Linked DNA regions of Homo sapiens: region 2 is linked to region 1. A link is a loop called in an ENCODE intact Hi-C map of the cell type or tissue named here. Cell type or tissue: mammary epithelial cell. All regions are shown on one strand. Links, peaks and the distances in the headings refer to the core of each region. The heading gives the core; the rest is flanking DNA.

Region 1 (12,586 bases), core at 2,190-10,189:
TCGCCTCCTCTAGCAGGGGTCAGGGAGGTGGAAGTGGGGATGGGATGGGTCCCTGTGTCAGATGCTACATGGGACAATCAGGTGCAAGCCCTGCCCTCAATAGGGAGTCCCAATCCCAGTTGGGACATGATTGAAAACATAGCGGCCGCGCAGTGGCTCACACCTGTAATCCCAGCACTTTGGGAGGCCGAAGCGGGCAGATCACAAGGTCAGGAGTTCGAGACCAGCCTGGCCAATATGGTGACACCCCATCTCTTCTAAAAATACAAAAATTAGCTGGGCGTGGTGGCACATGCCTGTAATCCAAGCTACTCAGGGAGCTGAGGCAGAAGAATCGCTTGAACCCGGGAGGTGGAGATTGCAGTGAGCAGAGATCACGCCACTGCACTCCAGCCCAGGAAACAGAGTGAGACTCCATCTCAAAAAAAAAAAAAAAAAAGAAAAAAGAAAACATAGCACATCATGTAAACAACGATAATCAGCAACCATATGGTGCAGGGAGGGAGGACTACATTCTGGGGGGTTCAGGGCGGGAGGAATCAGGCACATTGATGTGTGAAGTGGCGTTGTGTCTGGGTCCTAGGCCACGAGATCTGAAGGAGCAGAATGTGTCATACTGTGCCTTGCAGATAGGGCCGTGGAGACTCCAAGGAAAGATACAGATGCTGGTTATGGTTATGATAACTACCGTTCTCACATGCCTATGTATCTCATCTTGCAGGATAAAGGCCAGGTATGTGCCTGGTGCTGTGTCTACACAAAGCAGAAGGGGCTGCCTCTCTCCCTCCCTCCCCACGTCTACCCTGCCTGATGCAGCTCTGTGCCTTACAGTATCTGGCACAGTGCTGGGTACATAGCAGGCACTCCATGAAGACCAGCTGATTATTGAGGTCAGTGTTCAAACTCAGTCCAGTACCAAAATGGCTGGATAGAATCACAAGCAGTTAGGATAGTTGGTTAAAACAGATCCCAGGGCTCCATATTAGACCCTCAGAACCCAAATCTTTAAAGAAAGGGCCAGGGAATCTGTATTTTTACCTGCCCCCCACCCAGGAGGTCGTAAGTTGCTGGGTTACAGAAGGAGGTGAGGGAGTTAGAGGATAGTTCAGCACCGCGGACAGAGCCACACTGCCGCTTCCATCGACTCTCTTTCCTGGGACTGACTAGCTGGGGGCAAGGAAGGTCAGTCTCTGTATGTGAAAGGGATCCACAGTCTAATCCTGATGGGGGCCAGGTGACACCTGTGGTCTTGACCCCCACATGACGCAGCCCCGGTCCCTGCTTCGGGAGCAAGTTTCAGGGAGGACAATGGTCTCGCTGCAGAGACAGCTTCGACTGCACAGGGAGGGGCCGTATAATAAATATCCCCTCGATCTCTTTTATAAGTTGTAAGTGACCCCCATACTGTGCAAGCAGCAAAGCATGAAGCCTGAGCCTGTGTGAACAGATTAATCCCCCAAACATGGTTTGAGCACCTACTGTGTTCAAGGGCTGTGCTGGTAGCCACAGGGCATGTAGGGATGAGAGAGAGATACAGCCGCCGCCTCAAGCCACCTGCAGCTTGTCAAACATGGTTCATTGGTTGTTAGAAAGGAGAGCAGCCTTGAAGATAACCAGACCCTGAGTCCAGTCAGTGTGCGTGTTAGAGAGGCAGCCAGGGGAGTGGAGAGAACAGACATTTGGTGGCAGAGGCTTCCTGCATTTGAGAACTGGCACTGACAAGCTGCGTGGCCTTGTGCATGTGGCTTCACTCTCAGAGCCTCGGTTTCCTGATCTGAGAACTGGGAGTGACTGCATCCCTCCCTCTATCCCTGCCCCGCCCCCCAGCATGTACTAGGAAAGTGCCCACCTGGCCTGGTTCCCAGGACCCAGCCTGAGCACCATTCATTTACTCATAGACTCTGCATTTGCTGAAGACCCATTATATGCCAGTTACAGTGCCAGACACGGACAATAAGGTGGATGAGAGCTAGCACCCTGGGATCTGATACTGGGAGAGTAGGCAGACATGGCTCCTCCTCTTTTTCTCCTGAGCCCCCAGCTGGGCGACGTTTCTAGCTTCCCTTGCAGTAAGGGTGGCCATGTGACTGAGTTCTGCCTGATGGATGTGCCCCACTTGCAGGGCTGGCCCATAAAGCCCTCCCCCATGAGGTGATCTCTTTTCGTCTCCTTCCCTGGCTGGTGAGAGAAGCCTCTGGGTGCAAGAAGGGCAGAGCCTGGAGGCGGGAGGGGCCCAGGACCCGAAACAGCAGGAGGAAGTCTGTTCACCAAATAGTGGCACTGAACTGTTGCAAGCAGCAGAAACATACTAGTGTTGAGTTGAGGCCCTAAATTTTGGGGTGTTTGTTGCAGCACTTAGCCTGTCCTGACAAACACAGAGAGACAGACATCAAGCAGGTGCAAACAAGCAGGAATTTCAGAGACGATGGGGTGATGAAGGAAATAAACAGGAAGGGGACAGTGGAGAATCCTTGGGGAGGATACATTATGGATTTCTTTGCTTTTCTTTTTTATGAGACAGAGTCTTGCTCTGTCACCCAGGCTGGAGTGCAGTGGCACGATCTTGGCTCACTGCAACCTCTGTCACCCGGGTTCAAGCGATTCTCCTGTCTCAGCCTCCTGAGTAGCTGGGATTACAGGCGCCCACCACCATGCCTGGCTAATTTTTGTATTTTTAGTAGAGAAAGGGTTTCACCATCTTGGCCAGGCTGGTCTTGAACTCCTGACCTCAGGTGATCCACCCGCCTTGGCTTCCCAAAGTACTGGGATTACAGGTGTGAGCCACTGCACCCGGCCCTAGACTTCCACGCTTTAAAAAATGACATTATTAATTTTTAAAAATTGCATTAAAATATATATAACAAAATTTACCATTTTAACCATTTTAACCATTTTTTTTTTTTTTAAAGAGACGAGGTCTCACTCTGTTGCCCAAGCTGGAGTGCAGTGGCATAATCAGAGCTCACTGCTGCCTTGAATTCCTGGGTTCAAGTCATTCTCTCACCTCAGCCTCCTGAGTAGCTGGAACTATAGGGGCATGCCACCACACCCTGGCTAATTTAAATCTACATTTTTTTTTTTTTTTTTTTGTAGAGACAGGGTCTTGCCATTTTGCCCAGGCTCGTCTTGAACTCCTGGGCTCAAGCGATCCTCCTGCCAAAGCAATCCTCCTGTGCTTGGCCTTTAACCACTTTTAAGTGTACAATTCAGTGGCATTGATTTTATTCACAATGTTGTGTGACCATCACCACAACTTTTTTGTAATGTTTAATCATAATGTTTTCAAGGGTCATCCATGTTTGTAGCATATATCAGCACCTCATTCCTTTTTATGGCAGCATACTATTCCATAGAATGGATATGTCTCAGTTTGCTCCTGCATTCATGTCAATGGATATTTGGCTTGCTTCCATCTTTTGGCTATTGCGAATAATGCTGGTATGAACGTGGGTATACAGATATCTGTCTAAGTCCCCACTTTCAAGTTTTTCAGGGCATATAGCCAGAATTGCTAGATCATATGGGAATTCTATGTTTAATTTTTTTGAGGACCTGCTGTACTGTTTTCCATAGGAGAGCATCATGTTATATTCTTACCAGCAATGCACAAGTGTTCTAATTTCTCCACATCATGGCCAACAATTATTTTCTTTTCTTTTTTTTTTTTTTCCTGAGACTGAGTCTCACTCTTTCACCCAGGCTAGAGTGCAGTGCCATGATCTCAGCTCACTGCAACCTCTACCTCCTGTGTTCAAGTGATTCTCCTGCCTCAGCCTCCCGAGTAGCTGGGACTACAGGTGAGTGCCACCGCACCTGGCTAATTTTTGCAATTTTAGTAGAGACAGGGTCTCACTATGTTGGCCAGGCTGGTCTCGAACTCCTGGCCTCAGGTGATCCGCCTGCCTCAGCCTCCCAAAGTGCTGGGATTACAGGCGTGAGCCACCACACTTGCCTGTTTTTCTTTTTTAAAATAGCCATCGTCTTGGGTATGAAGTGGCACCTCATTGTGGTTTTGATTGGCATTCCCCTAATGATTAGGGATGTTGAACATCTTTGCAGGTGTTATTGGCCACCCATTGTATAATTTCTTTGGAGAAATGTCTATTCAACTCTTTTGCCCAGTTTTTATTCAGGTGGTTTTGTTGTTGTTGTTGAGTCCTCATTCTTTTTTTTGACAGCCTCATGGTATTCCACGTAATAGATGTACAGTTTTCTATTGACCAGTCAGTCCTCTATGGATGGGCATTTGGATGGTTTTCCCAATCATGTGCTTTTCAAACAATGCTACAGTGAATTTTCTCATACACGTGTTATTAAGTGCAGATGTGAGTATATTGGAGGATTGGTGGATTAAAGAGAAGGTGCATCTGTGGCCGGGCGCAGTGGCTCACGCCTGTAATCTCAGCACTTTGGGAAGCCGAGGCGGGTGGATCACGAGGTCAGGAGTTCAAGACCAGCCTGACCAACATGGTGAAACCGTGTCCCTATTAAAAATACAAAAAAAATTAGCCAGGCGTGGTGGTGTGCACCTGTAATCCCAGCTATTCAGGAGACTGAGGCAGGAGAATCACTTCAACCCGGGAGGCGGAGGTTGCAGTAAGCCAAGATCGCACCATTGCACTCCAGCCTAGGTGACAGAGTGAGACTCCATCTCCAAAAAAAAAAAAAAAAAAAAAAAGAAGGTGTATTTATCATTTCGGTAGACGCTGTCCAATTGTCCTTGAGAGTGAATGTGTTCCTTTTTATTCCCACCAGTCATGTAAGAGAGCATGGCGCGGCTATAAAACAAACACGTATGTTTTCGGCATCGTGCCAAAGATTTCGTCTTCCCTGGGGAAGCTAATCTGACATTTCCTCATACTGATGAAAACATTGGCCTAACATTGCACTCTGTCAAGGGATTTGCAACTTAATTGCATTTTGTTCATAAAACAATTAATATTGCATAACTTGCCATCAACAGAACTAATTTTGACCCTGCACTATGACAAATCTATTCATGCTTTATGTTTTAAAAATCCGCTCAAAGCTAAAAAAAAAAAGCTACTATTCGAATACCATTAAGCTGATATCAAAACTCAGACTCGATTGCAACGTGTCTCCCAACCTTTCCAAATAGCACAACATTTATTTTTCTCAATTCCTTTCCAGAGGTATATCCATGAAAATTCATGAGTGGGAATTCTTTTATCAAGAGTATCTAACAAGATAAGGGAACAACTCACATATCAAATATTAACTCAGCCTGAACATATGATACTATACGTGGATTTAGAGAAGCAGACAGCAGCTCTTTACCAAGCCCACACCAAACCACATGCTCCTCCAACTGTAATCAAGAAAGTAACTGAAATTGTTTGGGCAAATCAGGGCCTAATTAAAAGAGATAAACAGATGATAACCCCATTAACTCCATTATACGAATATATGTTTATAATGAACCAGTCACAGTTTTCAAGAAGAAGGCGGATGTTCTCAAGGGGTAAAAAGTCTCATAAATGAGGTACTAACTTGTAAATAAACTCAGGACAGCAAATTCTATATGTTCTGTAAGCAGCTAATGTGATATTTATATTAACTATAATAAAGATACATGCCAAGTAAAACATGAGGTGCAGGTGAATAAATGAGACATTCTTAATCAGTATAGATTAAAGCCATAGTAAATACACATTAGCTTTGTACTTAGTGTCAATCTAGAAGCTGGTCTACATAAATATCAGCTAACTTCTCTTTCCTTGCATGAAACCTTCAAGTTCACCTAGTTCAACCTCTCTCCCAGCGGAGGAATCCCAGGTCGCCTAACCACAGTTCGCCTTTCTCCAATGACGGTAGTTTCACTATTTCAAAAGGCAGTGAATCCATGCTGCTTCTGATTCGCTGCCCAAATTGGGAGCCGGTGATTTTCTCCTCCTCTGAGGGTTGTCCAGGGTGCACCATCTTCCTCCCCAGCCCCCTGAGATTCAGAGACACAGAGTCACCCAGAGATAATCTTTAAAGCTCCCCAGGTGATGGCAAGGTACAGCTAAGTGTGGGACCTACTGCCCTATAATGATCATCCATGATCTGCCTTGTCAGCTGTACATGCATTTGTTTATTCTTCATTCATTACTAGCATTTATTGAATACCCACGCTAGGAGCTGAGAGTACATACATGTTATTTACCTAATGTCTTTCTTTACATGGACCCTTTTGTATCTAAAGACATTCGTTTTAAATATTAATGAATCTGATGGATCAGATACAATCAAACTAGATACATAACTCTTAAAGAAGTTCATCGCTATTATCTAAAAATTACCCTGATAGTTTACTAGTGTTATTCACATGACCTTTTAGGAAATAATGAGTTCATTCATTCCTTCATTCACTCATTCCTTTCTTCCTCCCTCCCACATATGCTAAGTCTCTCTGACAGTCCATACGCAATGACAGGCACCCTCCCTTGCCCCCTGCTGGAAAATGCTCAGTGTCTACCTGCCACCCACAGTCACACCCCCTGCTGCTGGAACAGGAATGGAGCTGTTCCCAGCTTCTTTGGGCCTTTATGAAGCACATTCTTAGGGCTCTGTGCTCCTCCCACAGGTGCCCACCCTTTCCTTCACCCAGCCAGGCAGTCCTGGAGGTGTGTGTGGGGAATGCTGCTACCTGGCTGGATCCGGGGTAGGAGTCCCAGTGGACAGTGCAGAACATCACCAGCAGGGGGCACTCATGCATCACCACTGGCTTCTCACCTGGCCCAGGGCAAGGCAGGCCTGGCTGGAAGGTTAAGATGACTGGGGTGCCACTGAGGGGACCAGGCTAGGCTTGGGAGGGGCCCTATGGGATAAAAGGGCACGAAAGTGGGCCCCTTGCACTCAGATTCTAAGAAAATCCTCCCCAGCCAGGGGGAAGAAAAGCACACAGCACGTCTCCTTACCAGATTTAACAAACATGACCATCTGGGGGACAGCAGCCATCAGTTAAATAATCCTGCCATTTGGTGAGGGGCAAGGTTGCCTCTCAGGCACATGCTGGTTCTTTGTAGGGAGAGGAGTGGGACAGAGAGCAGACCTTCAGGCCAATGGGGCTCTCCTGGGGACTGGCCCTCATATCCCCACCTCCAGCCCAGCCAGGAGAAGACCAGTCTGGGTGGCCCGGGCCTTCTGCAACTGTCCTTTACCAGTCCCTTGGGCCTCATGTTCCCCTCCTGCAATCATTCCCACCCTACCTGCTTTTCCTGGGAGCATGAAGGTGGAAGTGTGTTGCCAACAGAGGAAAGCCATCTAAACAAAAACAAGGGAATCTAAAATGGAGCTCGCCTGCCCCCATCCTGCCACCCCCTTCCTACTTCGGAATTTGTGTGCATTTGTAATCTGTGAGTCTGTCTCATTGTGCATTGCTGGAGCTGACGATTAGGTGCAGTGGTGGCTCTCGCCTTGCCCTCTGATGACTTTTCCCTAATTGGTTTAATCTGTATTTTCACGCACTCACTGGAAAATGAGAAGAGCCGCCAGCTTCTCCGAGGAGCTGGGATGAGGCGTGAACCCTACGAGAAGGGTCGCGGGGGTTTGCGGCTCCTGCCATGGGGGCTGGGGAGGTCACAGGAAAATGGCAGACTGTCCTTGTTCTTGGGTACTCACAGTCCCCGGGCGAGGAGGGGCACGAATGGAGGAGGTACAGAAGGCGAAAACGTACTGGGGGCCTGCGTACCTGGGAAAGGAGAGGTGGGGAGAGGAAACCCTGACTGGGGTTGGCTCCCCCCGGGCAGAATGTCTGTCCGTTCAGGGGCAGGAACGGGGGCACCCAGGCAGAGAGATCCCAGGGGCAGAGTGTGAGTATCTCAGTGCCAGCTACTTGTGTTTCTGTGGCTTTCTCTGGGATAGGACAATTCTGTGGACCTCTCTCTGGATTTGTCATGACTTTGGGAAGACAGCTCGGTGGGTGTCTGAGTCTAGTGTGTTGTCTGTGTGTATGAGTGCATGAGTGAGTGTGTATGTGTGTGAGTTGGGTGTGACCACTGGTGGCTGCTAACTCTCTATTGCATTCGGCTTCCAGCCCTGCAGGGTTTCCTTGTTGAACCTCTGGGGATCCTGCCTTGGGACAGAGGTGGCTAATGCAGCAGGGGGCGGGGGTGGGGCTAGCCTAGATAGAGGCTTAAGCCCCTACTGCTGGGGTAAAGCGATTACCAGCGTGTGTGTGTGTGTGTGTGTGTGCGCGCGCGCGCACGCGTATGTGTGTGTGCGCCTTTAGTGGCTGCAGAATCCTCAACCACCCTGAGAGGGTCCAAATACTTGCCCCTGGCCTTCCCTCCCTTTCCTTGCCATGATTCGCAGCCCCCCAGCTGACCTCGATATGTTCATTTACTCTAAGACGCTGTGCTCTGAAATTGCTTCTCCTCCTCGGAGTTCTCTGGCTCTGATAGTGAAATTTCCACTAGTGTCAGAGGGGAGACAGTTTGGGATGTGGGGAGCTTCTTGATGCTGCCTTAGAGACATGTACAAATTGGGACCCTTGACCTTGCGTTTGACAAGTGAATCACTTATAATCACCACTTATTTTTACTTGCATCAACCTCACCAAGACGAAGAGCTTTGGGTTGCTCCTTCTGGCGCCAGGAGCCCCTACGCAGGGTTAATGATGATAAGAGAAGTGAGTGTGACTCAGCAGATGGAATGTTCCAATGCTGGTGAGTAAATTCAGTTTCCTATAACAAACAGACAATAAGGAAATTAGGTTCTCACCGTGAACCTGAGAATGGTGCTGATCCTTAATAGCCCCTCCTGTGTAGCAGGCACCGCTGTAAGCTCTTCCCAGATCAGCCGCCCTCTGTTGCCCATTTCACAGATGAAGAAACTAAGGCACAAAGAAGTGAAGTAATTTGCCCTGAGATTAACCAGTTCACGGAGCAGGGATGTGAGCCCAGGCAGTCTAGGGTCCTTGCCAAGTACCCAGCCACTGTGCCCTGCATTGCAGGGCAGCCCCGCACGTGGTCACAGTGTGGAATTCATGGTGTTTCCTGCAGCAGAGCCGCAAACCTTAGTCTTACCGGAGAGCTTCTTGCCAGCGACTTGATTTCACATGGCAAAGAAAGAGTAGGACAGGTTTAAAAGAGGCTTTTACTATACCCAACTGGTATTCACTTCGTGTGTCTGTTCTCTGTGGTTTGTAAATATTCTCCGGCTTCCCCTTGATCTCTACAGCAGGGCACGCTGTCCATGACAGCACTTTGCTTTCTCAACAGCGCTCGTGTCACCAGCTCGAGCCGCAGCCATCTGCATGGAGCACTGTTGACATTGCAGCCGTGGGGCCCACTCCAGGTCTGGCAGAGGCTGACTCACAGCGTCAGGGGGCTGGGAATGGAATGCTGGTCTTTTGGGCATCACGGACATCACAGAGGGAGGAAGGGAGGCTGGGGGTGCATCTGTAAAACGGGGGTGCAAGGGGCAGGGGTTGTACAGTGGTATCTACCTCACGGGGTTTGGGTATCAGTCAGGGCTTATTTCCCTTTGCTGAGAACAGAGGCTGGAAATATTGATAATAGTGGTTTAAACCATATCCAGACTTCTCACTCTCTCACCTAACACGTCGGGGGTAGGCGTCCTGGGTTGGTGGGGGCCCCAATGGTGTCTTCAGGGACCCAGGCTCCTCTCTTTCAGTCCCACCCGCCTTAGCAGCCAGCTTCCATCCTCAAGGTCACCTCATGATCCAAGATGGCTGCTGGGCCTCCATCATCACGTCTAACTTTCAGCAGGGACTGGGCACACACTGGCCCCAATGTTCCCTTCTGTCCCACCTGACAGCTTACACTTGGCCCTCAGTGGCCACTCCTAGCTGCAAGGGAGGCTGAGAAACGGAACCTTTTGGCCAGGCACATTGCCATCCAAGTGTTTGTTGCTAAGGCAGGTGGGAGACAGGATATGGTAGGGGCCCCCCACAGTCTCTGCCACAGCACGCAGTAGACTCCTGTGCACCGCAAGGTACAACCTGTCTATTTTTCCAAGTGCTGTGACTGTTTCAGCTCAAACAGCCAGATAGGTGAGGGGGAAGGAGTCCCACAGGCGAGCACTGGAAACCCACCCCTTCAGCTGATTGCAAGTTCGGGGTTTTATTTCTCCTTTAGTATCCTGTGGCAGTTCCAGCCTTGGGGAGGGAGGTTCTGCTTTCCTGGGGAGGCAGGTTCTCCAAGACTGCTGGACAGTCATGGAGGGGTCTAAGGAGAGAAGGAGAAGGCTGCCAGGCATGGGGCTCTGTGCCTTGCAGGTATGTTCCGAGAGGAGCTGTGGCGATAGCAGTGGCAGTACAGTCATCTGGCACTGCAGGCATCGCTCTGAGTTGGCAGGTCTGGGTGGTCCACCTGGGAGGTCAGGATAGAGGGACCCTGGGGTCTTGCAGATGCGGTGACCCGCAGGTGGCAGGCCGCCTGGAATGGCTTCCTGAGATTCTGCGGCAGGGCCAGTGACCAAGCCCATGCTCCTGGCTCCTCACCCTTTCTGCTGGGCCCTGGGAGAGTGCCATGAGGGTTGTGACAATGAGAGGGAACATTTAATCATGAAGGGACATTCGCCTCCATTTTCCCATTGGTCCTCTCCACATTGGGTAGGGTGGGCAGAAATTTTCATCCCCGTTTTACAGATGGGGAGACTGTGGAGATGCAGAGGCTGAGGGAGGCTAAAGAATGAGGTGGAAGTCACACGCGGCAGAGCTGGGCTGGGTCCCTGCGTCCTTTATTCCTGAGGGGGTGGGGGATGGCCTGAGTGCATTTCCTAATGTTGTGCCTTTTCTTTTTTACTTTAACTTAAAAAAAAAAACAACAACTGAGGTATAGTGTACATACAGAAAAGCAAAGAAAATGCATGGGTTTTAAGTGTTTAGTTCGATGATATACATACATTTATCAAACATGCCCAGCATTCCAAAAAGGTCCCTTTTGGCTGGGCATGGTGGCTCATGCCTGTAATCTCAGCACTTTGGGAGGATGAGGCAGGTGGATCAACTGAGGTCAGGAGTTCAAGACCAGCCTGGCCAACACAGTGAAACCCCACCTCTACTAAAAATACAAAAAATTAGCTGGGCGTCTGTAATCCCAGCTACTTGGGAGGCTGAAGCAGGAGAATCACTTGAACCGGGGAGGCGGAGCTTGCAGTGAGCTGAGACTGCACCATTGCACTCCAGCCTGGGCGACAGAGCCAGACTCCATCTCAAAAAAAAAACCAAAAACCAAAAAACAAAAACAAAACCCCAAAAAGTTTCCTTTTGTGTCCCTTCCCAGTCACTGACCTCCCATTCCACAAAGGTAACCACTTTTCTAATCCCTATCACTAGAAATTGGTTTTTCCTGTTCTTACACCTCAAATAAATAGATTCATAAAGTGCGTTCTCTTGCTTCTTGGACTTAGCATAAGCCTTGTGAGATTCATCCGGGTTGTGGTTTGTATGTCAGGAATTGATCCTTTTTTTTTTTTTTTTGAAACGGAGTCTTGCTCTGTCACCCAGGCTGGAGTGCAGTGGCATGATCTCAGCTCGCTGCAAACTCCGCCTCCCGCGTTCATGCTATTCTCCTGCCTCAGCCTCCTGAGTAGCTGGGACTACAGGTGCCTGCCACCACACCTGGCTAATTTTTTGTATTTTTAGTAGAGATGGGGTTTCACCGTGTTAGCCAGGCTGGTCTCAATCTCCTGACATTGTGATCCACCTGCCTTGGCCTCCCAAAGTGCTGGGATTACAGGCGTGAGCCACAGCGCCGGGCCTGGAATTGATCCTTTTTTTTTTTTTTTTTTTTTTTTTTTTATCACTGACTGGAACTCCACTGTGGGGATAGACCAGAATTTGTTTATTCATTCACCTGTTGATGGACATTTGGGTTGTTTTCTGTTTGGGACTAAAATTAGTCAGTGAGAATTTGCATTCATTGTGTACACATATGCTTTCATTTCTTCTTTTTCTTCTTCTTTTTTTGAGGCAGGGTCTCACTCTGTTGCCTAGGCTGGAGTGCAGTGACAAGTGGCACAATCTTGGCTCACTGCAGCCTCGACCTCCTGGGCTCAAACGATCCTCCCACCTCAGCCTCCTGAGTAGCTGGAACTACAGGCGCATACCACCACACCCAGCTAATTTCTTTTTACGTTTCTTTTGTGGAGATGGGATCTTACTCTGTTGACTAGGCTGATTTCAAACACCTGGCCTCAAGTGATCCTTGTGCCTTGGCCTCCCAAAGTGCTGGGATTACAGGTGTGAGCCGCAGTGTCTGGCCTGCTTTCATTTATCTTGTGTAAATACCTAGGAGTGGAATGGTTAGGTTATAGAATAGGTGTTTATTTAGTTTTTTTCAGCGTCTTAGTCCCTTCCTCTTGCTACAACAAAATATCTGAGATGGGGTAATTCATATAAGAGAAATGTATTTCCCATAGTTCTGGAGGCTGGGAAGTCCAAGATCAAGATGCCTGCAAATTCAGTGTCAGGTGAGGGCCTGGGCTTTCTTATTACATCCTCACATGGTGGAAGGGACAAAAAGGGACAAACAGTTCCCTTGAACCTCCTCTATAAAAGCATGATTCCCATCCAGAAGGGCTCCACCCTCATGGCTTCCTCACCTCCTAAAGGTCT
Region 2 (12,586 bases), core at 2,554-10,553, 140 kb before region 1:
TTTTTTTTTTTTCTGAGATGGAGTCTCACTCTGTCGCCCAGGCTGGAGTGCAGTGGCGTGATCTTGGCTCACTGCAAGCTCCACCTCCCGGGTTCATGCCATTCTCCTGCCTCAGCCTCCCGAGTAGCTGGGACTACAGGCGCCCGCCACCACGCCCGGCTAATTTTTTGTATTTTTAGTAGAGACAGGGTTTCACCGTGTTAGCTAGGATGGTCTCGATCTCCTGACCTAGTGATCCACCCACCTGGGCCTCCCAAAGTGCTGGGATTACAGGCGTGAGCCACCGCGCCTGGCTGGCACTCTATAAGTTCTAAATAAAGAAGCCTCCACCAGCCTGGGCAACATGGCAAGACCCTGTCTCCATAAAAAAATTTTAAAAATTAGCCCGTCATGGTGGTGCATGCCTGTGGTCCCAGCTATTTGAGAGGCTGAGGTAGGAGGATGGCTGGACCCAGGAGGTTGAGGCTACAGTGAGCTGTGATCGTGCCACTGCACTCCAGCCTGGGCAACAGAGCTAGGTACTGTGTCAAAAAAAAAAAAAAAAAAAAGGCTCCAAATGGTGGCTGCTATTGGTATACTGGGAGAGGCCGTCAGTTCCATTCTCTAGGTTTAGGGCTTTGGTCCTACCCTTTTCCTTCTCTTCTCCTAGAGCATATAGCTTCAAAGCACCTGTCTTCACTTCTCCCTGCCTTGGCTTGCCTACAGCCCTGCACACTGGCACTTTGTCTCCCTGCCTCCCTGCAGGACAAGGACTTCAAGGACAGCAGGAAAGACTTGGATCAGCTCCAAGGAAGAACTTCCTTGTCTTTCTGTTAGAGTTGCAGCTGCTGGGGGGAGGGGATCAGAATGCAGTTCTCACAGAGTTAGAGAATTCTAGAGCGGGAAGAAATCTTTGAGATTGGGCCAGGCGCAGTGGCTCACACCTGTCATCTCAGCACTTTGGGAGGACCAGGCAGGCGGATCACTTAAGGCCAGGAATCTGAGACCAGCCTGGCCAACATGGTGAAACCCCGTCTGTACTAAAAATACAAAAAAAGAAAAAAAAATTAGCCAGGCGTGTTGGTTGCGTGCCTGTAATCCTAGCTACTAGGGAGGCAAAGGTGGGAGAATCGCTTGAACCCAGGAGATGGAGGTTGCAGTGAGCCGAGATCGCGCCACTTCACTCCAGCATGAGTGGCAGAGTGAAACTTCATCTCAAAAAAAAAAAAAAAAGAAAAAAGAAAAAGAAATCTTTGAGATCATCTATCTAGTCCAGAGCTTTTTGATATTTTGTGGCAGATTTCCAATTTAAGAAATATGTTTTACATCAGGATGGGATGAATTCAGATTTCGTGGAGCCTGAAATTTGTAAAAAATTGGGGAAACTCTAAGAAAAAAGGATATAAAATGACTGATGCAAAATTATGTATTTATTTATTTATTTTTTTGAGACAGAGTTTCGCTCTTGTTGCCCAGGCTGGAGTGCAATGGCATGATCTCGGCTCACCAAAACCTCCGCCTCCCAGGTTCAAGCGATTCTCCTGCCTCAGCCTCCTGAGTAGGTGGGATGACAGGCATGCGCCACCAGGCCCGGCTAATTTTGTATTTTTAGTAGAGACGGGGTTTCTCCATATTGGTCAGGCTGGTCTCGAATTCCTGATCTCAGGTGATTCACCTACCTCGGCCTCCCAAAGTGCTGGGATTACAGGCGTGAGCCACCACGCCCTGCTTATGTATTTATTTAGAGTGAGAAATAGATAAAAAACTTTAAAATGTTGGCAAATACCATAATTATTAAATCAGAACAATAAGATATTTTTACTTAAGCACCTGACATGCCACTGTAATACATTTTTTTCCTACAATTTTGGGCCACGTGCTTGTTATGTAGCAATGATTTTATTTTATTTTATTTTCTATTTTAATTTTTATTTATTTATTTATTTTTTGAGATGGAGGCTTGCTCTGTCCCCCAGGCTGGAGTGCAGTGGCGCAATCTCAGCTCAGTGCAACCTCTGCCTCCTAGGTTCAAGCGATTCTCCTGCTTCAGCCTCCTGAGTAGCTGGGACTATAGGCACGTGCCACCACTCCTGGCTAATATTTTGTATTTTTAGTAGAGACAGGGTTTCATTGTGTTAGCCAGGATGGTCTCGATCTCCTGACCTCATGATCCACCCGCCTCGGCCTTCCAAAGTGCTGGGATTACAGGCGTGAGCCACTGCGCCCGGCCTTATTTTTATTTTTTTTGAGATGGAGTCTCACTCTGTCACCCAGGCTGGAGTGCAGTGGCGCGACCTTGGCTCACTACAACCTCCAGTTTCTGGGCTCAAGCGATTCTCCTGCCTCAGCTTCCCGAGTAGCTGGAACTGCAGGCATGCACCACCACGCCTGGATAATTTTTGTATTTTTAGTAGAGGCGGGGTTTCACCATGTTGGCTGGGTTGGTCTCAGACTCCTGGCCTCAAGTTACCGCCCACCTTGGCCTCCCAAAGTGCTGGGATTACAGGGGTGAGCCACCACGCCTGGCCTCTATTTTTATTTTTTTAGAGATGAGGTCTTACTCTGTCATCCAGGCTGGAGTGCAGCGGCATGATCATGAAGTTCACTGCAGCCTCGAACTTCTGGGAACAAGGGATCCTCCTGCCTCAGCCTCCCCACTAGCTGGGACTATAGGCATGCACCACCATGGCCAGCTTATATTTTCTTTTTTTTGAGATAGAGTCTCACTCTGTCGCCCAGGCTGGAGTGCAGTGGCATGACCTTGGCTCACTACAACCTCTGTCTCCTGGGTTCAAGCGATTCTGCCTCAGCCTCCCGAGTAGCTGGGATTACAGGTGCCTGCCACTACGCCTGGATAATTTTTGTATTTTTAGTAGAGACGGGATTTCACCACGTTGGCTGGTCTCAAACCCCCGACCTCAGGTGATCCGCCTGCCTCAGCCTCCCAAATTGCTAGGATTACAGGCGTGAACCACCGCGCCCAGCCTCCAGATTATATTTTCTATAAAGGGAAAGACAAGTCAGCTTTCTGGCATGGTTGATCAAAAAATGTTTTTTACTTTTTTATTTTAGGAAAGTTTTTCTCAGTGTCATATTGTGTTGTTGGTAATGTGTTACATGCTGAGACACAGCTCGTGTGTCATGCCGTGTAAATCACGAGGTGTAGAAACATTTGCTGTTTGCAGTACTGCTTCAGGTTTGTGCTCTGCAAAAGCATTCTGATCAATTCGACTGCATATGCTTTCTAACAAAAAACCAAATCTTGCGTGGTACACTTGTAATTACATATGCAACGTTATTAACTATGTTCGCAATAGGCAGGAGTTCTATTCTAACCAAGTATCAATGGGAACTGAATCATCCATTTATAATTTAATGCATCTGATAATTGGAAGAATTTTCTACAGACTAGCTTCTGCTTCCCTACAATGCAGACCTTGTTTCTCCTCCCAGGACCACATTCTTCCCATGTCGGGCATCTAGGATGTATACCGTGGTCATAGAGTGACCCCTGTCCCTGCACCTTTAGGTCAGGATGCCAGATGTGTCAGGGGGGTTCCAGGAGTATTTCTGGAAGCCATTCCTACACTAGGGCCACTGGCAATCACGTAACTAGTCACAGAAGTGACTGTGAACCTTATAACTATAACCCACTGATTTCAATTTTTTTTTTTTTGAGGCGGAGTCTCATTCTGTTGCCCAGGCTGGAGTGCAGTGGCGTGATCTCGGCTCACTGCAACCTCTACCTCCTGGGTTCCAGTGATTCTCCTGCCTCAGCCTCTTGAGTAGCTGGGATTACAGGTGCCCATCATCATGCCCGGCTAATTTTTACTTATTTATTTATTTATTTATTTTTAGACGGACTCTCGCTCTGTCGCCTAGGCTGGAGTGCAGTGGCACGATCTCGGCTCACTGCAAGCTCCGCCTCTCGGGTTCAAGTGAGTCCCCTGCCTCAGGCTCCCAGGTAGCTGGGACTACAGGCGTGCGCCACCACGCCCAGCTAATTTTTTGTATTTTAGTAGAGATGGGGTTTCATCATGTTGGCCAGGATGGTCTCGATATGACCGCGTGATCTGCCCACCTCGGTCTCCCAAAGTGCCGGGATTACAGGTGTGAGCCACCGCGCCTGGCCTGTTTTTTGTGTTTTTTTTTTTGGTATTTTTAGTAGAGACAGGGTTTTACTATATGTTAGGCAGGCTGGTCTCGAAATCCTGATCTCAAGTGATCCACCCACCTCAGCCTCCCAAAGTGCTGAGATTACAGGTGTGAGCCACCATGCCTGGCAAACTTTAAATTAAGTGTATGTCCAACTTACCCATTAGTGGGGTCTCAAAAACGCTTATGGCCACCTCAGTATCCCCTTCCCCAGGGGAAGTGTGACAGAGAGCAAGTCAGTGGAAAGAGATAGCAGCAGCCCTGATTGTGACTTAAAACTCTTACTTTTGGGCCAGTCATGGTGGCTCACGCCTGTAATCCCAGCACTTTGGGAGGCCGAGGTGAGCGGATCACTGAGGTCACGACTTCGAGACCAGCCTGACCAACATGGAGAAACCCCATCTCTACTAAAAATGCAAAAAATTAGCCAGGCATGGTGGCGCGTGCCTGTAATCCCAGCTACTTGGGAGGCTGAGGCAGGAGAATCGCTTGAACCTGGGAGGTGGAGGTTGCAGTGAGAGAGATCATGACCTTGCAGTCCAGCCGGGCAACAAGAGTGAAGCTCCATCTCAAACACAAACAAACAAACAAAAAAACCTCTTACTTTTGCAAACTGTTCAACACATGAACACTTGCTAAGGTCTCTCCCAAGACAAGGGAGGAGCCCTGGAATTTAAGGTCTATTAGCGTCATGGAAAATCCATCTCTGACTAGGCCGGACGCCGTGGCTCACACCTGTAATCCCAGCACTTCGGGAGGCCGAGGTGGCCGGATCACCTGAGGTCAGGAGTTCGAGACCAGCCTGACCAACATGGGGAAACCGCATCTCTACTAAAAATACAAAATTAGCTGGGCGTGGTGGCGTGTGCTTGCAGTTCCAGCTACTCGGGAGGCTGAGGCAGGAGAATCCACTGAACCCGGGAGGCAGAGGTAGCAGTGAGCCGAGATTGTGACCCTGCACTCCAGCCCGGGCAACAAGAGTGAAATTCCGTCTCAAGAAGTAAAAAACAAAAACAAAAAACTCCATCTCTGACTCACACACACACACACGCACACGCGTGCACACACACGCACACATAATCAAGTTTCACACGGCAATACTTACCCTACGTGCCAGGCATACTGATATCTTCTGTTCTGTTCTCTTTGGCAGCCTACAGTTAGAAGGTGCTGGTCCAAGTCTCATTTGAGTCCAGAGTGGATTAGTGGCTTGCTGAAAGTCACAGAACCAGTAGCCCCAGAGCTTTGTCACCTGCCTCCCAGCCTGTGGGCCTTTTCTCTGCCCTCACGAAACGCCTTTTCCCTTTGGGCTGCCTTTTGCTGTGGGTCTCTTTTTCTGCTGGGAAAGGGCTGGATTGGGTCAGGGGCCATTTCTACTTGCTTCTCTGTATATCCATGGGCCCTACTCACAGAGGTTCAGGAGATGGTGGTTGAATGAATGGAATGAATGCAAACAAACACTTGGCCTTTATCCAGTTCATATCCATCACTTTTTCACTGACCTCCAGACCTGAACCCACAATTCACCTTCAGGTGACAACTCAGGAACCCCACAGCGCCACCGTGAACGGTTGGGCAGGTTGCGCACTGCACATAGCACCTGGCTAAGCATTCAACCAGACATCCAGCTCACCTCCATCTGCCAAACCCCTCATCCTGGGGTGGGTTATACCTTTTCCTAATTTGCACAAAAGCACTGATGGGTTAGCGTCAACCCTGCCCTCAGACCTGGGTTCTTACTTCCTGGGCAACTTGGGGCAAATTACCTAACCTCTCTAAGTTTGCTCCTCTGTAAAATGGAGACTGTAATACCTACTTCAAGGGTTGGCATGTGGTTAAAGTGATAGCATATGCACAAAGTCAGCGCTCAGTTGTCCCCTAGAAATCATGACACGCTTGCACAAAGGGCCACGTTCACAGAGGATCATGCAGGTTTGCTCGTAAAAGTCAAAGACTAGAAACAACCTAAATGTCCACCAGTAGGTGACTGGCTGAAAATGTCGAAGGTGGAATACATCCCAGCCTTTAGAAAGAGAAAAGTGTTGGCCAGGCACGGTGGCTCATGCCTGTAATCCCAGCACTTTGGGAGGCCGAGGCAGGCGGATCATGAGGTCAGGAGATTGAGACCATCCTGTCTAACATGGTGAAACCCCGTCTCTACTAAAAATACAAAAAATTAGCTGGGCGTGGTGGCGGGCGCCTGTAGTCCCAGCTACTCGGGAGGCTGAGGCAGGAGAATGGTGTGAACCCGGGAGGCAGGGCTTGCAGTGAGCCAAGATTGCGCCGCTGCACTCCAGCCTGGGCGACAGAGCGAGACTCTGCTCAAAAAAAAAAAAAGAGAAATGTGTTTCACTGAGATGGAACAATTTCCAAGATATGCTGTTAAGGGAATAAAACCAAAGTACAGAACAGCCAGTATAGGCCAGGCATGGTGGCTCATGCCTGTAACCCTAGCACTTTGGGAGGCCAAGGCAGGAGGATCGCTTAAGCCCAGGGGTTCAAGACTAGCCTGGGCAACATGGCGATACCATGTCTCTACAAAAAATATAAAAATTAGCCGGATGTGGTGGCATGTACCTGTAGTCCCAACTACCTGGGGGGCTGAGGCAGGAGGATCATTTGAGCCTAAGGGGTTGAGGCTGCAGGGAGCCATGTTTGAGTCACTGCCACTGCTCTCCAGCCTGGGTGACAGAGTGAGATCCTGTCTGAGAAAAAAAAAAAAAGGGCCAGGCGCGGTGGCTCACACCTGCAATCCCAGCACTTTGAGAGGCCGAGGTGGGCGGATCATGAGGTCAGGAGATTGAGACCGTCCTGGCTAACATGGCGAAACCCTGTCTCTACTAAAAATACAAAAAATTAGCCGGCGGTGGTGGCACGCGCCTGTAGTCCTAGCTACTTGGGAGGCTGAGGCAGGAGAATTGTTTGAACCCGGGAGGCAGAGGTTGCAGTGAGCCGAGATCACACCACTGCACTCCAGCCTGGGTGACAGAGACTCCATCTCCAAAAAAAAAAAAAAAAAAAAAAAGACGCAGTCAGTGTCTGGCATGTTTTCATCTGCGTAGCACATAGAATATCCCTGGAAACAAGCATGAGAGAGATATTGGCTGTGGGGATTGAGAAAAGAGGGAGACTTGCTTTTCCCTGTAAAGCCCTTTTGAGCTGTGTGAAGTGTTTTAATCACATGCTTGTCTTAATTGTCATATTTTTAAGTAGAGGTTTAGCAATTGAAAAGCTGTTTTTCTTCCTAATTTATATTGTTCTCTTAGTGGCCAGCAGGGGGAGGTAAATGCTTTCTCTCTTCAAACATCTAAACCACCCCGTTGACAACCACCCTTCTTGAGACAGGAGAATGGCTTGAACCGGGAGGCGGAAGTTGCAGTGAGCTGAGATTGCACCACTGCACTCCAGCTCGGGTGATAGAGCAAGACTCCGTCCGGGGCGGGGAGCGCCTGGCCAATTTTAACCATCTTTAAATGTAGGATTCTGTGGCATTTATTACATTTATAACATTGTGCAACCATCACCACTATCTAGTCCCAAAACTTTTTTTATCACCCCAAACAGAAGCTCTATACCCATTAAACAGTAACTCCACTATTCTCCCATCCCCTCAGCCCCTGATAGCTTCTAATCTACTTTCTGTCTCTATAAATTGTCTATTGCAAATATTTCATATGAGTAGAATCATACAATATTTGTCCTTTTGTGTTTGGCTTCTTTCATTGAACATAATGTTTTCAAGTTTCATCCATGCTGTAGCATGCAGCATGTATCAGCACTTCATCCTTTTTCATAGCTAAATAATATTCCATTGTCTGCTGGGCACGGTGGCTCATGCTGTAGCAGGACGAGCCACAGACAAAACTCCTCAGACACCGAGTTAAAGAAGGCAGTGGTTTATTCGGCCAGGAGCATCAGGCAAGACTCCTGTCTGAAGAGCCGAGCTCCCTGAGTGAGCGATTCGTTTCCCTTTTAAGGGCTCACAACTCTAAGTGGGTCCGCATGAGAGAGTCGTGATGGATTGAGCAAGCAGAGGGTATGTGACTGGGGGCTGCATGCATCGATAATCAGAACGAAACAGAACAGGACAGGGATTTTTACAATGCCTTTCCATACAATGTCTGGAATCTATAGATAACATAACCAGTTAGGTCAGGGGTCGATCTTTAACTACCAGGCTTAGGTCAGGCAGGCCCAGGCCTGGTTTCAGGTCTGGTTCCTTGCTTTCGGGTCTGGTTCCTAGGCGCCAGGCTACCTGCCTTTAGTTTTGCTTCTCTTTCCTTTTCTGAGTATAAGACAATATAACACAATATGAGAGGATCTGTCTCTCTTCTCTCAATGCCTGTAATCCCAGCACTTTGCGAGGCTGATGTGGGTGGATCACAACGTCAGGAGTTCAAGACCTGCCTGGCCAAGATGATGAAACCCCGTCTCTACTAAAAATACAAAAATTAGCTGGGCATGGTGGCGGGTGTCTGTAATCCCAGCCACTTGGGTGGCTGAGGAAGAGAATTGCTTGAATCCGGGAGGCGGAGGTGGCAGTGAGCCGAGATCATGCCACTACACTCCAGCCTGGAAGACAGAGCAAGACTCCCTCTCAAAAAAAAAAAAAAATTCCACTGTTTGTATATACCACATTTTGTTTATCTATTCATCTTTTTTTTTTTTTTTTTTTGAGACAAGGTCTTTCTCTGTTGCCCAGGCTAGGGTGCGGTGGTGCAATCACAGCTCGCAGCCTTGGCCTCTGAAGCTTAAATGATTCTCCCACCTCAGCCTCTCAAGTAGCTGGAACTACAGGTGTGTGCCACCATACCTGGCTAATTAAAAAAAAATTTTTTTTTTGTAGAGATGAGGTCTCACTATGTTGCCCAGGCTGGTCTCGAACTCCTGCCTCAATCAGTCCTCCTGCCTCAGCCTCCCAAAATGTTGGGATTACAGGCATGAGCCACCATGCCCAGCTCCTTTCTTTCTTTCTTTTCTTTTTTTTTTTGAGACAGAGTCTTGCTCTGTGGCCCAGGCTGGAGTGCAGTGGCGTGATCTCGGCTCACTGCAACCTCTGCCTCCCAGGTTCATGCCATTCTTCTGCCTCAGCCTCCCGAGTAGCTGGGACTACAGGCGCCCGCAACCACGCCCGGCTAATTTTTTGTATTTTTTAGTAGAGACAGGGTTTCACTGTGTTAGCCAGGATGGTCTTGATCTCCTGACCTCGTGATCCTCCTGCCTCAGCCTCCCAAAGTGCTAGGATTACAGGCATAAGCCACCGCGCCGGGCCGTTAGCTCCTTTCATCTGTTGGTAGATGCTTGGGTATTTCCACCTTTGGTCTGATGAATAATGTTGCTATGAACATTGGTTTACAAATATTAGTTTGAGTTCCTGCTTTCGATTCCTTTGGGTATGTGCATACTTGGGAGTAGAATTGCTAGATCATAGGGTAATTCCATGTTTAGCTTTTTGAGGAACTGCCAAACTATTTATCATAGCAGCTGCAACATTTTACATTCCCACTAGCAACATATTATACAAGAATTGAAACTGTTTTGTTTTTTTTTTTTTGAGAAGGAGTCTTGCTTTGTCTCCTAGGCTGGATGGAGTGCAGTGGTGCCATCTTGGCTCACTGCAACCTCTACCTCCTGGGTTCAAATGATTCTTGTGCCTCAGCCTCCTGAGTAGCTGGGATTACAGGCATGAGCCACCATGCCCGGTTAATTTTTGTATTTTTAGTAGAGATGGGGTTTCACCATGTTGGCAGAGCTGATCTTGAACTCCTAACCTCAGGTAATCCACCACCCTTGGCCTCCCAAAGTGCTGGGATTACAGGTGTGAGGCATCGCGCCTGGCCAAGAATCGAAACCTTAATTTATAAAACCAAACAAGTGCCAGTTGCCTGCTAGGAAATGGACAGACTGGTGCAGCAGTGGTGAGGTCTCTTTACCTCTTTGCAAAATTGGCTCCTGTGCTGGGCTGAGGATGTGGAGTGTGAAGGCCAGAGAGGGAAGGGCTGGAGGACTCTAGGATTCTGCAGGGAACAAAGGTGGGCCAGTGAAATCCCCAGCTTGGGAGGTGGCTGGTAGGGGCAGGAGGAGCTGGCCGAGGGGGAAACTGAAACCCAGAGATCCTTAGACATTGAGCTGGAGGTCATCATACCCAACCCCTTTTGCTCCTGCTGGGGGAACAAGGGTTGGGGCTGTCACGCGTACAGAGGAGAGAATGGAGCAGAGAATGCCTGCTCCAGGAAGGTCCCAGATAAGCACCTAATTAGCAAACTAAGATGCAGGCGAGAGACCTCGCAATGGCCCAATGTATGCAGAGTGCTGAGCAAATGCCAGCCAATTAGCTATTAAATACAGAATAATAATAGTTGAGTACCTACTATGTGCCATATTCTGTATGCCAAGCCCATTACATACATTCTCTAGGAAGCTGAGGCTACCTGGCCTGCCCAAGGTCACACAGCCAGTAAGAGGCAGCGAGGACTTGAGGCCAATGCCATTCCATGAAGGTGCCGGAGCAGGCAGCAGCTCTGGACACCCAGCCACAGTCTCATCTGCTCTCCTGCAGCCCATGGTCTCCCCAGGGGCTCTGGGAATTAGGGGAGAATTCATGACCGCTCTGGTTGGTGGGTCTCGGGGGTTGTGAACTTGACCTGCAAGGGTATTACGGCACCTAGGTCCTGCTCCCATCCTAAAAATAAAGGGTCAGCTTCTGAAATGGACATTTCCCTGAAGGCCTGTACCTGTTGATTTTGGCCTTCAGGAAAATGTCCATTTAAACCAAGCTGCTTCTGGAATCCTTTGGATTCTGATTCTGGGAGATGAGGCCCTGGGGGCTCATAGGTGTTTCCCCTTGAGGAAGGAGGCTTGTATATGTACGGGGTGCTGCGGGGAGGCAGCCCAGATGGTCCTGAGACTGCAATCATCAGAAAAGCAGTGATGGCAGCAGAATCTGTGTGGCCCAGGGCAGAGCTGGGGCCAACTGTGAGAGGAAGGGGATTGCCCCCAGGGACAGACTTCAGTAAGAGTGGGGGTTTCCAGTGGCCATAGGTGCTCAGGGTGGATCAGAAGCCTTGGGAGTGGGTGTGCTCCTGCGACTAGGGCTGCACTTGGCGGGGGACCTCCTTTGGTTGTTTACCACATTAGAGATGGATAAATGCTCCTCTCCCTGCTTGGCAAACACAAAGATTGAGGCGGATATAGTCCTGTCCTTGGCAGATATAATCCTGCCAGAAGCTGGGGGTGGGGTGGGAATGCTGGGGTGAGCAGCGTTGCTTCATTGCTTCTGTTGTTTTAGCCTCTCCTCACCATCCCCAGGTACCCGCCCGCATGGACAGCTGTGACTGGGTGATTAAGATGCAGAAGGCTCAGGTCAGGCGCTGTGGCTCACGCCTGTAATCCCAGCACCTTGGGAAGCCAAGGCAGGCAGATCACCTGCGGTCAGGAGTTCAGGAAAAGCCTGGCCAACATGGTGAAACCTCGTCTCTACTACAAATACAAAAATTAGTCGGGCGTGATGGCGGGTGCCTATAATCCCAGCTACTTGGGAGGCTGAAGCAGGAGAATCACTTGAACCTGGAAGGTGGAGGTCACAGTGAGCCGAGATTGCACCACTGCAGTCCAGCCTGGGCAACAGAGCGAGACTCTGTCTCAAAAAAAAAAAAAGGCTCCACTATCCATGGAAAGACTGTGTGGCCTGGGCCAGGGAGAAGGAACTGCACTCAGGACTCAGGTCACCTGTCTCTGAGGAAGAGCACTCAAGGACCACCCAAGTCACAGAAGCAGCTTGGTTTATATCTTCAATTTCTAAAGACACAGAGATGGAAAATCTTCTTGCCACTTATAAGAAGGTGGACACAGAACCTGATGATCTTTTCTGTAAATCCACCCAGCACCACACGTGCATAAGTTGGCGTGGCCCTGAGACGGAGGCTTCCTGGTTCAAAAGGCTGGGATGATAAGCCAGGGAGGGGGCAGGAGGGATGGAGGGAGGGGCCGTGCTGCACCAGATTGGGGCCCTGAAGATACCCACCCTTTGGGGCTCTATGATGAGCAATTCCTCCTGCTGATCCACCATCCATGCACCCACCCCTCCCTCCACCTCCTCACCCATCCACCCACTTAACCATGCATCTTTTTTCTTTTTTCTTTTTCTTTTCTTTTTTTTGAGATGCAGTCTCACTCTATTGCCCAGGCTGGAGTGCAATGGCCCGATCTCGGCTCACTGCAGCCTCTGCCTCCCAGGTTCAAGTGATTCTCCTGCCTCAGCCTCCCGAGTAGCTGGGATTACAGGTGCGCACCACCACGCCCAGCTAATTTTTGTATTTTTAGTAGAGACGGGGTTTCTCTGTGTTGGCCAGGCTGGTCTCGAGCTCCTGACCTCAGGTAAGCCACCCACCTCAACCTCCCAAAGTGCTGGGATTACAGGTGTGGGCCACCACGCCAGGCCTCTTTTTTCTCC

The links. Peaks named below come from ENCODE experiments on the same cell type or tissue, not always from the same donor. Only the 100,000 strongest peaks of a DNase experiment are listed, where the experiment ranks them.
Region 2: it touches region 1 in a loop (4-fold over the local background); 2 of 110 quality-filtered maps call a loop at or near these places.

What each region holds. Positions count from the first base shown.
Region 1 is chr22:37,451,625-37,464,210 of GRCh38, reverse strand. No RefSeq gene overlaps it. Among named protein-coding and RNA genes, the nearest start is that of MFNG, 28 kb to the left of the region's middle. In mammary epithelial cell, for the core only: a CTCF peak has its summit at 6,696 (motif pointing right); DNase peaks (open chromatin) are centred at 6,690 and 8,710; H3K27ac peaks cover 1,458 bases.
Region 2 is chr22:37,587,546-37,600,131 of GRCh38, reverse strand. No RefSeq gene overlaps it. Among named protein-coding and RNA genes, the nearest start is that of LGALS2, 14 kb to the right of the region's middle. RefSeq lists an enhancer at 9,335-9,414. In mammary epithelial cell, for the core only: a CTCF peak has its summit at 7,410 (motif pointing right); a DNase peak (open chromatin) is centred at 7,461; H3K4me3 peaks cover 270 bases.